Linked DNA regions of Mus musculus: region 2 is linked to region 1. Evidence: chromatin loops called from intact Hi-C (ENCODE). Cell type or tissue: gastrocnemius. All regions are shown on one strand.

Region 1 (4,000 bases):
ATACCTTGCACTAATACTTTTTGTATGACTACTTCTAAGATCATTACTACCTCCCAATACACACACACACACACACACACACACACACACACACACACACTCATGAAGCATGTGTACACATACACACAGGCATGTACACATGTGCACATTCGTGTACACAGATGCACACACCACATGTATACGCAAACATACATACACATACACACACACACACACACACACACACACACACACACACATCTCATCATTCTCAAATCATCTAGTCCATCAGATCTTCTTTTGTTCATCGCCTCTTCGTTTAAGATTTGACTGCTGAAACAACCGAGGTCAGAGTTCACGTCAGTCTTTCCGCCCGGTCGCTCACCCAGGGCAGTAATTAGCCAGTGGTGTGTCCACGTGGCCAGGCTCACTACTTAATGGAAGATGTGTTGCCATGTTTTAGAGGAATTGATTACAAGTACTGGTCTTGCATCCCAATCTAAGATTATTGGGAAACACTTGGAGGGAAGTCTGGCTCGGGTCACAGCCTTTATTTGTAACCTCCTGATCCAGCTGATGTCAAATCCAACCTCCTTGTCAAGACAGGAAATGCTGGGGTCCTCTGGAAAATGTCTTAATAATCTCTACATTATTTATTCAAGATCCTTGGCTAGCTCAATTGGGAATGACTTTTTCATTTGGAAATGTGTCACAGGATGCCCTTGACAGGAAATGCACTCCAGAGGCCTCTGTGCAGAGATGAGTCTGGGCTTTCTGGGCACACTCAGTCCAGTCTGGCATAGTTGTTTTCTCAACTTCTGCAGACACCTTGAGCTTTCTGCTGCCCCCACCATCCCCTCTGACTTCACAGGTCCTGGTACCAATGTTTCCTCAAACTCCACTTCAGAATCACATTTCCCTTACTCCAGAGACGGCACGTAGACCACAGTGTCTTGCTATCCTGCCACAAAATTTCCCACAGGCTTTCTCATACATTTTACACCCATCTGACTACACGTGAGTTGTCCTTTCTCTTCCTCTTGCTGGCATCTACTCACTCTTTCCAAAAGTCCCTCAGTTTGCCCCTTCCCCATTGTTCCAGTGTGCTCCAGACAATTCTGCCCCACCCCGGCAAGGCTCCCAGGCCCTGTGGGGAAATGGGTAAGAGGATTATGAAAAAGAGCGGACAGTCTCTTCCCCTACATCCAAGGAAGGCGCAAAGGGAGATGAACGTGAAGAGAAGAGGAAGCTGAGCCAGGGGAGGCTGGGCTTGGACAGGACTTGGGAACATTTTAGGGGTGAACTGTCAGGGACAGCTGGTACTTCATGTGGGGCGGGGCTGAGCAAGGACACCTGAGGACTGGTTTTAACGAGTAGGCGTCCATCACTTTGGCATTCTGAAAGAGGCTGCAGTGAACACAGAACGTCTTACAAGTATCTTTTTACACTGGCTGTGCATTCCCCCTGAGTGTCACACCCTGGTCTACACTGTCCCGTTCTATTGAGTCTCTGCTTGTTTTAGGATTTATAAATGAGTATCCCAGAGCCTCCTACACACTTATTTGAGACTGGTCTCCAGTAGCATCCTGAAGGCAGGTCATCCATGAGGCCTTGCCTCCATCTGGACAAATAATGGTGACCCATCCACTTCTTCTTTAAAGGACCATTGCCTCCTCACTCGGGGAAGAAGGTTGAAAGTAGAAAACTCACATGCAGCCCGGGACATTGGCTTCGAGAGGGAAGCGTCACGCTACGCCCACTCCACCAGACACTTGGCAGATTGCCTGCCAGGAAACCACAGATTTTTCCAGGAAAAGTCACCTGTGGGGTATATACTCAGAGCACAGGGCGGAAGGACACACTGTCCTCGGGTGCCTTGAGCCAGTGATTCAGCCTGAAAGCTAGGAATGGTGCAAGCTGGGAAGGTTAAAATCGGGGAAGATTAAAGTCTCTCAGCATCTCTGCTTCTTTCTCCTCATCCCCTGGTTTCATTAGAAGATACAAGTGGACTCTCTTTTCCTAACTGATGGGATGAAGCAGCATGCGTTTATGAAGACATCTGAACAAACCTCTGTCACCAAGGTAGCAAATAGTTTTGTGTGAGTCAACTCTGGCCACTGATTGCAGCCATGTGAGAGTCAGTCTTCCTTCCTCACACCCCAGAGTACACCTGGCCCTGTCTGGGAATGTTTTTTGGTTGTTAATCCCAGGATGGGTGACAAAGTGCTAGTGGCATTTGGGAGTATTGGTGCCATCCCATGGTGCTGCTACACACACTACAGTGCACAAGATAGCTTTCTGCAACAAAGAATTACCCTGCCTCAGATGCCAGCAGTATCTGTTTGGTCTTCTTTGATACCCAATAGCAAACAAACAAAACCAAATAACAAACAAACAAACAACCCCTGTCCCCCAATCCTATCATGAGTGTGTAAGGCCAAGAGAAGAAAATGGAGCTTTTAAGGTCACAGGACAAGCGAACAGACACACTCATAAGTGAGTAAGGTCAAGAGAAGGAAATGGAGCTTTTAAGGTCACAGGACAAGCAAGTAGACACATCCAGGTTGGGGTTAAGCTTTTTAGTTTGACTTAAACTACAAGCTTCAAGAACAGGTATGGCGTGGGTCTAGTTCATTGCTACATCCCCAGAGTCTAGAACAGTGCTAGCATAGGGCAGACAGACATTTAGCAAATATCTGGTGAATTAGCAAATTGAGCTGTTGCAGGGACAGAAGAAGATGTTGTAGCCTGAAGCACTTACATTTTTTTGTGTGTGTGTGCGCGCGTGCACACAAACTTATTTTAAGTTTTGATAATACAATGTTAAAGTAGCAGAACCCATGAGACTATGAGATGCTGGGATATTGTCATTTGCTTCTTTCCCCTTTCCTCCAAGCATCCTCCAGAGATATCAGTCCAGGAATCCTAAACTATTCTGAAAGCTGCGACTGCTTGAAACAGAGAAGCTAAACACAACTGACGTACCCACAACACGACTCCTACCTGAGGCTCAGGCATCTCGGACGACAGGGAGGAAAGACAGTGGGAACCAGAGAGCCAGGGCATCTGCTGTGAGGACCTGTCTCCTAGAAAGCACAGGGAAGCTGCACTTAATGGAATCTCAGCAAGACCAGCTCACGTCAGCTCACGCACCAGCATGGATGGGGGAAGTCTCACAAAGGCCTTATCCCTAGGTGCCCTACAGGCAGTCTCTGTCCTCTGAGAGAGAGAGAGAGAGAGAGTCAGGCTTCTCCAGGGAGGAGCCCTCTGCTCTCCTAGGTTATCCAATCCCAAGTTGTGAGCCCTGAACGTAAACACACGGGAGCAACACTAAGTGGACTCAGTAACCACTCACACCACACACACACACACACACACACACACACCACACCACACACACACACACACACACCACACACACACACACACACACACACACACACACACACACATATACCACACACACCACACACACACACACACACACACACACACACACACACTTTTCAGGAGAAGAGGTCATGAGTTTGAGAGGATCACACAACACCCACACTTTCCCTTTTGTCAGTTTGACTAACTCACCCACCTTGCCCACCCCACCCTCCTGGAATGGATGAGAGACGATCCTAGTAGTGAACAGCACCTAACGTCACAAGCTCACCTCTCAGTTCCCTCCAGAATATACGCCAAGGGTCAAATTATCTTTAGTACTACAACGAACATCTTCATGCATATATACATATCTGTGTGTGTGATTCTAGATGTATTAAGACAAGATTCTGGAATATTAAACTATTGAATAAAATCTGATAATTACCTAGAGGCTGGAGGGATGGCTCAGTGGTTAAGAACGCTGACTGCTTTCCCAGAAGACCCAGGTTCAATTGCCAGCAACTATGTGGTGAGCCACAACCGCCTGTAACTCCAGTCCCAGGAGATCCAACACACTCTTGGTCTCCATGGACACCTCAGGCACATGGTACACAGACACACATGAAGATAAAACACCTATACACATAAA
Region 2 (4,000 bases), 270 kb before region 1:
ACTAATGTTACTTTTAGTTTTGGCTAGGTTTTTATTTGGATACTCATCCTGGGATGTTTTACAGTGTGAGTCTGGAACGGGTGGGGTCTGCAGGATCCTGGTCCAGCTGGGAGTGAGTTTGGGGGTGGGGGTGGGGAGGTGTGGGGGTTCTCTGAGGAAAGCCTTCTCCCTGGATTTTAGTGTCACTGCTCTTTGCGACGATGATGAAACAGCTCTCCTAGATCATCTTCAGGGAAACAGTTGGTGTGCATACACTTTATTCCGGGGGGGGCGGGGGGGGACCAAGGGCAGCACATGAACTGTGCAGAGTGGGAAGGAGTTTCCAGAGTGAATGTAAAATCATTGGCTGGAGTTCAGAGTACCATGAATGCTTCATTTGCATAAAGAGGCATGCCCGGAATCCCAGGTTTTTACTGGGAAAGAGGAAGCTGAATTTACCGGTTTGCCAAGGACTATGTGACATTTCTAAGGTAGAAGATTAGGATCAGGCCTCCCCAGATCAGGGAAAGAATGGGAAGGAAGCCATGTTGGAAAAGACACTGTGCAGTGAGCTCAGAGGAGCTGTCCGGACATGGGAGGCTACCACCGTAGTAGCAAGTGTGACAGTAACATGCACATTCAGGCAGAACACCCTTACACATAACACTAAATAGAAAAACTGTTTTTTTTTAAGTCAAGAGACTAATAAAACAAAACTTTAGGCTGGGCGGTGGTATCTCATGAATTCAAGGCCAGCCTGGTCTACACGGCCGGTTCCAGGACAGCCAGAGCTAATCACACAGAGAAATCCTGTCTCAAAAGCAATACAAAACAAAACCCCCAAATTTTAATCTCACTCTTATCACAATTGGTCAATACAGTTTTTTGTTTTGTTTTAATTAATATCAGCTTTTTAAAATCTCACCTAGCTTCATGATTTGTTACTGGTCAGGCAGTGTACATTTTTAGGCGGATTGTGTTCAATTTTAAAAATATCAAGGTGTTATTGTTGTTGTTGTTGTTGTTGTTATTGTTGTTGTTACATGACCTCTAACATTTCAGGGGCAATTCCAGTTTCAGGGCCAGTGACGAATCTTGAATGTTCTTTGTGGATCTTTACAAACCGGTTTGTTGCTGCTGTGTTCACAGTAAAGATGGAGAAGTCGGTCACCCATTCTTTGCATCGTTTTTGCATCATCTTTGCCGGCACCAAAGCATCATGCTGAGTCAGCAGGAATGCATTTCCCTCTCCATTTTGTTATCTTTACTCACAGGTTGATTATTAACTCAATAACATCTTGTTCTGTTTGACAGGGAACTCACTAGATTTCTGGAGGTCAAAGTAGATCATATATTGAAAGCAGCTGCCTGATTACATCAATATTACAATGTGTGTGTGCATGTGTGTGCTCACCCATGTGTGTATATGTGTGTGTGTGTGTGTGTGTGTGTGTGTGTGTGTGTGTGTGTGTGTGTGTGTGACATGTGCTAGGGAGTTCATGCTTCTGTGCATTCACAGAGGCCAGAGAAAGCCACTGGATGTCTTACGCTGTCCCAATCTACCCTGTTCCTTTAAGACAGTCTGTCACTGAGTAGGGAGCTAGGCTGACAGTCAACCAGCCCCCAGTCTCCAGGTCTCCTCCCCTACAGTGCTGTTGTTTCAGATGCTCCATGGACAGAGCCCAGCTTCTTACATGGGTCCTGGGTATTTGACCTCAGGTCCTCATGCTAGGGCAGTGGACACTCTCACTAAGCCATCACCCCAGACCTCTGCATTGAATATAAAATATGAATAACCCATATAACTGCATACGCGTATTGGCTATTAGTGGGACCCACGCTCTGAATTTTGTTTTTATATTTGGGATAATGCAGCTCTGTTTTTTAAATTACTTAGGATTAAAATTACCCACTTTAAAAATACCAAATATGCAACTAGAAACTATAGTGTTTGGCCACAATGAGACACACCACATTTTATGTGCACTGAAGTATTTTTGCACACTCCTATTTTTATTTTGAATTTCACAAGGTTTTGGCTTTCTTTTTTTTAACAGGTTTTATTTGTATTTTAAATTATGTGTATATGTGTATAGGGGGGCTGGGAGCCTGCGCCTGAGTGCTGTTACCCTCAAAGTCCAAAAGAGGGCACTGGATCCCCTGATGTTAAGTTGTGAGCTGCCTGGATGTGGGTCCGCCGAGCTCCCCAGACCTACACACATCAATTCATGCCATGACTTTGTGAAGTGCACAGCTGAGAGAAAGCACTGAATACAGAAGCCAGAAAGCGAACTCTGACGACCAGAAATGACCTCAATTCCAGAGGCGTTATTTCAAATGTGCTAATAGTTTCATTACACACAGCAGCAGGATATATTTAAACACTGGACAAACCTCTTCTCTGAAAATGTTTGTAGTTTTTAAAGTCAAATATTCGAGCAACCCCAGATCATTAGGGGGGTTCAGCTGTGCATGCACGGATGCTGTCTGGCACCTAAAGTATTAGTTAATTGGAGTATGTCAGAATAGCAATGTCTGGTTATACTCAGTTAAAACAAATGAAAGAGTTTCTTGAGAAGAAGGCAAGAAAGACAGTGAATTCCAACCCAGCAATTTAAAGACTGCCTACCACACTGAAAGTTAAGCCCCAGCAGCCACTTACACGGTTACTAGAACACAGTGACACTTGTTCCTGTCCATAGGCTTTCCTGCTAAGTGACAAGCAGAGTTTACACGCCAGGTCTAGAGGATTTGCCACTTGGCCCTTTTCAAAAACTGTCCTACGATAATAAGGAAGACCAATACTGGCCCCTTGGCCATCTTAAACTATGGGACAGGATGGATATCTATGTCAGGACTTTAATATGGCCTTAAAGTGCTGAGGACTCCTTACTCTCTAGGATGGTCTCAGAAAACGTGTTCACTCTGCCCTTAGAAGAGCTCGTGATAGAAAGGAAGTCTCTTATCTTTGGGGTGTCTTAGGCACAAAAAAGAGCCTGCTGTGATGTGCCCAGGAATTTCTTTCCTTAGTCTTACTTTCTCTATCAACCCTAAGCTGAACCTAGGAATCCCATTAAAGCTCAGAGAGGTTAAGTAGCTAGCCTAGAAACAGCCAGACTTGGGGCTGAACTGTAGCTAAACTGGGTTCAAAAGCTGAAGTAGACCAGCAAGAAAGAGTGGGAAGGAGCTGGGGAGGTGGCTCAGCAGTTAGAGCTCCTGCTGCTCTTGCAGGGGACAGGAATCGATTCCCTGCACACATAAGGAACGCCTTACAACTCTGGCGGATAATACACCCTCTTCTAGCCTGAGAGCAAAGTGTGCTCACATGTGTGCACACACACACATACACACCACACATATACATACACACTACACACATCACACACACATACATCACAAATACACATACACACCACGCACACATATATACTCACATCGAATCCCACACACCTGCATACACACACCCCCACACACATACATACACACATACCAAACATCACACACACATCACACACACATACCCACAAATACACACACACCATACACATATATACACACACATACACACATGCCAAACACACACACCCACGGCAGGGGTTGAGAGTAATTAGAACGAGTGATGAAATGTTTTCCTGTGTGACGGGATGTCAGCCAGGATGTCACATGTAAGTTTACATGTGAGTGAAGAAAGCCTAGGTAGTTTTCTGATAGCCAATAAAATAAACGTAAGCAGATTCCTCCTCCAATACCAGCTAGCTACAGCCTCTGGGGAGCGTCATAATCTCTCTGAATTCTAGTCTCTTCCTGTGTATAATGGAAATGGCATTAACACCATGTCACTGTTCTGAGCATCAGTGTCATGGCACTTATTACTTAATGTCCATCACTCAATGGGACAGAGCTGCTGGGCTCTAGGCTGACTGTGAAATCGTAGAAAACACTAACCATTACTATCAAATATTTCTGTGTGCTCCCTTCCCCATATGCAAAGGGCACAGCTCTCTTATTTAGCTTCTCTTCT

Evidence for each region. A loop is a pair of places that touch in the nucleus more often than their neighbours do. Peaks named below come from ENCODE experiments on the same cell type or tissue, not always from the same donor. Only the 100,000 strongest peaks of a DNase experiment are listed, where the experiment ranks them.
Region 2: it touches region 1 in a loop (4-fold over the local background); 1 of 42 quality-filtered maps calls a loop at or near these places.

The regions. Positions count from the first base shown.
Region 1 is chr2:170,004,287-170,008,286 of GRCm38, reverse strand. It overlaps a transcript of Tshz2 not described here. Among named protein-coding and RNA genes, the nearest start is that of AY702102, 43 kb to the right of the region's middle. In gastrocnemius, no CTCF peak of the experiment used is centred here; DNase peaks (open chromatin) are centred at 1,243 and 1,774; H3K27ac peaks cover 1,097 bases.
Region 2 is chr2:170,279,068-170,283,067 of GRCm38, reverse strand. No RefSeq gene overlaps it. Among named protein-coding and RNA genes, the nearest start is that of Gm34542, 38 kb to the left of the region's middle. In gastrocnemius, a CTCF peak has its summit at 2,115 (motif pointing right); no DNase peak of the experiment used is centred here.